Linked DNA regions of Homo sapiens: region 1 is linked to region 2. A link is a loop called in an ENCODE intact Hi-C map of the cell type or tissue named here. Cell type or tissue: heart left ventricle. All regions are shown on one strand.

The links. Peaks named below come from ENCODE experiments on the same cell type or tissue, not always from the same donor. Only the 100,000 strongest peaks of a DNase experiment are listed, where the experiment ranks them.
Region 1: a loop joins it to region 2, with 2.4 times the contacts of the local background. A loop is called at or near these places in 3 of 110 quality-filtered maps.

Annotation. Positions count from the first base shown.
Region 1 is chr2:1,909,437-1,911,936 of GRCh38, forward strand. It overlaps MYT1L (myelin transcription factor 1 like), which reads right to left. Exons shown (of 25, transcript NM_001303052.2): 13 at 804-911. Among named protein-coding and RNA genes, the nearest start is that of PXDN, 170 kb to the left of the region's middle. In heart left ventricle, a CTCF peak has its summit at 1,314 (motif pointing right); no DNase peak of the experiment used is centred here.
Region 2 is chr2:2,224,000-2,226,499 of GRCh38, forward strand. All of the region lies in intron 2 of MYT1L (myelin transcription factor 1 like), which reads right to left. Among named protein-coding and RNA genes, the nearest start is that of MYT1L-AS1, 94 kb to the right of the region's middle. In heart left ventricle, no CTCF peak of the experiment used is centred here; no DNase peak of the experiment used is centred here.

The sequences.
Region 1 (2,500 bases), 310 kb before region 2:
CATAGAGACAAGGACGCGTGTTTCTGCTGTGATGTTGTGTGAAAAGGCAGGATATGTGACAATTGTCATAGTTTTCATGTAGATGAGGATTTCAAACAACACGTAAGAATGAAAGCTGTATAGAAGGGCTGAGTGAATGGGGAGCTTATCCTCCCAAAACTTCAATAAAACAGTGGTTTCAGCCGGATGATCTGCGACATTGTAACACTGATTGACCCACTGTAACATTCGGGTCAGTCATTTAACCTCCGCACTCTGGATTTTCTCACTTGCCAAACGGAGGTGACAACACCTACTCCCACCTACACCTCAGGGCATTGGGCGTAACAGGAGGGAGCTCTGCCGGTTTTGCACGCGAGAGCTTCCACACGTGTGCACAGGGTGCTCATACCCCTGGCATCGTCAGAAACATCAGCACCAGCCTTAGTTGGTGTGAGGCCCTATCCTGCAAAATATGACAAAATTACCTTGGACATCTCAGTAATTTTCAAAGCTTCCCTTTCATCTAGCACTCAGACTCATGAAATACCAGGTCCAGAAACAAAACCAGAAATGATTTCCTCCAATTCTCTCATGTAAATTGTCACAGCGAATCCGCAGACACCAGGGGAAGAATGACACCCTTGCCCTCACACAGCCTGGCCTGGAGTGAGGGGTCCTGGCCCCGGCTTCCAGCACAGCCCCGCCCTCCAGTCCCTGCCCCTGCTGCTGTAGGGACATGCCCTGAGCGGGTGTCCCCAGCGCTCCGAGGTGTGGGGCAGACTATGGATAGAGCTCACGGATGGTGCACTCCTGCTGGGTACCTGAGCACGCGGTCCGAGGCCTGGCTGGACTTGGACACGTCGCAGCTCTGGTGCTTTTCCTGTGCCTTGGCCAGTTTCTCTGCTGCAGCGATCGGGCATCCGGAGAGGCTGCAATCACAGAAAGCGGGTTGAATGGTCCCGCCTCAAACACCTTCACAGCACACTAATCCTCCCTTAGCACCAAGACCCTGATGCAGGTGGAGCTGGTGAGGGAGGGGTAGTTTCCCAAACCTGGCACAGGCAGTCCTGATGGGTGGACTGGGAGAGGGGGAGGTAGTCATGTTTCCAGGTGCATGCTTTCTGCTGGTCTCCAGCAGAGAATGCTGGCGGCAGTGCTATGTGTGAGGTGTATTCAATCCTTCCCAATGAGAGCATCCCAGCTCCCATGCATTCGGGAGGACATAGCTGGTGAAAACTGTAGACAGATTCCATTTCTGGAGATGAAGAATTAACAGCTTGGGTAGGATGAGTTTTGAAGCCCCAGAATGGCAATGAATTGACTGTTACCAGAAGATGGAGCTCCAAGCTGATTTCCTAAATGCTATTGACTGTGGCGTCTGGGGGGCCTGTCTGACTTTAGCCCTTTGGTGTTCTCCACAAGCAGGGAAATGAAAGTGGAGAGGAAAGCAGAATGATTTCTAGGACTGCAATAAAATGTTTTGTGGAGCCAAATAGTTCAGGCTTAGTCTAGACGGAGGAGACAGCAGCTGGGCTCTTTTGTGTGCAAGCTCACTTTATGTGAAATCACCGTGTCTGCTCTGTGGGTGTCTACATACGTATCTGCTCATATGCACAGACGCTCACCCCATATATGTGTCATATCCCAAAAATACGCCTGTGCTGAGGTTTGACGGAGGCCCTGACGCTGCGGATGCTGCATCGAACAGCACACAGCACGCACCTCTCCAACCTATCGATCATTTCCTGCTTCTGCAGATTAAACACCTGAATGTCTCTGGAGGGCACAGTGGTCATTTGTTTCATTATAAATGTAACACAAAGGACCAGGTTTGCCAGTCAGACAAGCAAAAATTAGAGTGAAGCTTGTAACAGTTTCCTTCTTTTAGATACAATTTTACGTGAACTCATAAAACCATAGACTGTAAGACAAACTTTAAAAGAATCACTTTTTGGCCTCTGGGAAAAAAAAAGTTATCAGATAAGAACGCAATATTATGGGCAGCTGAGTAGTTCTTATCAAGTCTGCACAGGACAGGAAAAGAGAACTCAGATCTTTCACAAACAAAAGAGTGGTTCTGAGTCCATTGGTTAGCAGGAGTCCAGAATCTATTTCCCTGGCACCCCAGCCTCCCACAGACCACCCCCCAACCTGCTAAACATCTGCAGGTTTTCTGAAGACGTCCATACTTGTGACCTGGGGTTTCCATAGAATTCCAAGGGCAGCCAAGCCAAGCTACACACTGTACAGGCGTGCTGCATTCCAGGCCACGTCCTGTCCAATGAACACTAGGACAGCCCTGTCTTCACCTCGGAGGACAGCGAAGGCTTGGTCTCCTTCCTTCCAGCCATTGTAAATGGTCATGGTTTCCACTCCTGATACTATACCCTGCTATGATAAGGTGGGTGGGGCAACTAAAACCATCCAGTTTGCACCACAAGGGCGTGGAGTGCTTTCACTCCCGTGCATTATATGGAGGTGCCCGCACTTGGGGAGCACGGTGGGGAGCACCATATGG
Region 2 (2,500 bases):
TGACAGGTGGAGTGTGTATGTTGTGTGAGGTAACTTTAAGGTGTCCATCTAAATGCAAGGCTCATCTAAGCATCTGAAAGACAAAATAATGAATTGGTGGGGAGTTATCTAAGGAGGACAAGCCTGTCTGAGGGCATAACCCCACTTCCAGTGAGCCTTTGGTCAATTTGTATGTGAACAGGATCTTCTGCCTTTCTTATAGGGAAGAATTCTGTGACGAGTTGGCCCCTCCTTGCCCATCTGAGAGCCCATTGTGCACTCCCTCATTTAAAATAGCAGGGTGTGACAGCAACAGATGGCACCCAGAAAGGAGGCGTGGCGAGACCTTCCAGCAGACAGCAAAGGAAGAAGGTCCATGGGCTCAGTGTCCCTCAAAACTAACATCCCCAAAAAGACCGGAGAGCTGGCGAGGTGACAGCCATGCTGCTCTTTCTAATTGCAAACGTTTGCCAGTGAGAAGAAAAGGAATTAGATTAGGTTCAGCCTCATCGCACCCCATGCCATAACTATTTTTCCCATTAAGAAAATAAATGTTTCAGGCTGGGCACGGTGGCTGAAGCCTGTAATCTCAACACTTTGGGAGGTCAAGACGGGCGGATCACGAGGTCAAGAGATTGAGACCATCCTGGCTAACAAGGTGAAACCCTTTCTCTACTAAAAATACAAAAAATTAGCCAGGTGTGGTGGCGGGCACCTGTAGTCCCAGCTACTTGGGAAGCTGAGACAGGAGAATGACATGAACCCGGGAGGCGGAGCTTGCAGGGAGCTGAGATTGAGCCACTGCACTCCAGCCTGGGCAACAGAGCAAGACTCCGTCTCAAAAGAAAAAAAAAAAAAGGAAAATAAATGTTTCAAATCCTTGAGAAAGGTCTTAACCAGGGCTAGCCTTATGCTTGTGTGCTGGGCAGTCATACGCTGGGTTTGAGCCTCATGCTTGTTTGCTGGGCTCCACGCTGGGTTTGAGGTTCTGTCACCGTCTTGGAAACTTTAATATGCTTGAAAAACAGGCCGTGGGTTTTTATTTTGTACTGGGTCCCACACATTGTGTGACCAGTCCTGTCTAAGACATCCACCTTTAGAGATGGCACCCTTTGGACACTGTTTAAAGGTTTTTTTTTTTTCTCAGTCTCCTTGCCTCAAATCAGATCTGCCCCAGCTGTGAGTGGCCACAGCCCCAACACACAGCACTCTGTTCCTGCCTTAATCCTCTCCTCACTCCCCTCAACTAACCAACCCCAGGCCTCTTCCAGTCTCTGCAACACTGCAAATTCAGGGGTTACCAACCAGGGCAGGGGGTTGTAGTTGGCCTCCCGCTGTCCCCTTCAGTGCCCAGGTCATTGGCAGGAATGGGGATGGGACATCTTCAGCTTTTGAAAGCTCCCAAGGCAGCACCTACCTACGTACACCCCAGTTGCAAACCACCTCCCCGTCCACTCTCCAGTCTCGTCTCGGGCTAAATTCCACCCAGGTGACCCCAGTCTGGGACATGGACATTGCTGGTTGGGAGTGGTCTAAAAACCGTGAGGCTGGTCTCATTGACTCGACCTTTACTTTCCTCAGTTCATGTTCCATAATTCCAGCACAGATTTACTACACCGTGGTCTCTCCTGGGCTGTCCCACACCAGCCTCTCCAGCAGGCAACTCCCCACCCCTGCTTGCCTCCTCCTGCTCCTCCATGAGCCGGGGCGGGGGTGGGGGCAGGTGAAGTAGAATCTGGTACAACTGCTTAATTAGAGTGGGTAGCTAGGTATACAAATGTAAAAAAAAATATCATGGAGAAACTTAAGGGGAAAATACCCCACAATAGCAATCTGAGGAGGGCTGAGTGACAATCAAACAAAGGTCCCTTCCGTGTTGCCCCATTCTGCTATGAAGTAGGAACTTTCCTAGCTGCACTTTACAGATGAGAAAACTGCCACGAGTATAAGAAGCTTGCCCCAGGTCAGAGAGTGAGGGTGGAATGGGGACATGGATGCAGGCTGCCTTGGCTCCAGACGCTAACTCCTAAGCACCATGTTAAGTCATGGCACCACCAGAGGGGTGGGGATGAACAACTTTGCCTTTCTGGCACCTTTTCTTTCTTATAGATGCATCCATGAGCCAGTATCTAGAGGCGGCAATGCAGGAAGAGCCAGAAAGCAAAGGCCAGAACCCACTGTTCAGGCTTGCTGCACCCCAAAACTCTTCACAGCAACATTGAGTCCTAGTTGTGCGGCCTGCCAGGGTGTTTGCTGATCACTTGTGAAAACTAGGAACATAGCGGGGGCTTTTCAACATCGTATCAGCCTGTGCCTTCCAACATCATAATTGAGGAGGAATGAAGCATATTTGTTCTATAATAAAACAGGTTAATATAAAATTAGATGGATGGAATATAATTCTCACACCATAAAATCCACCTTCATTGAAGTGTTTGTCTTATGAGTTTCAGAACATCCAGAGTCATGGCCGTGGACACCGCTCTCCTGGATCCCGTCCACCCTGGGGATGTGCTGTCCC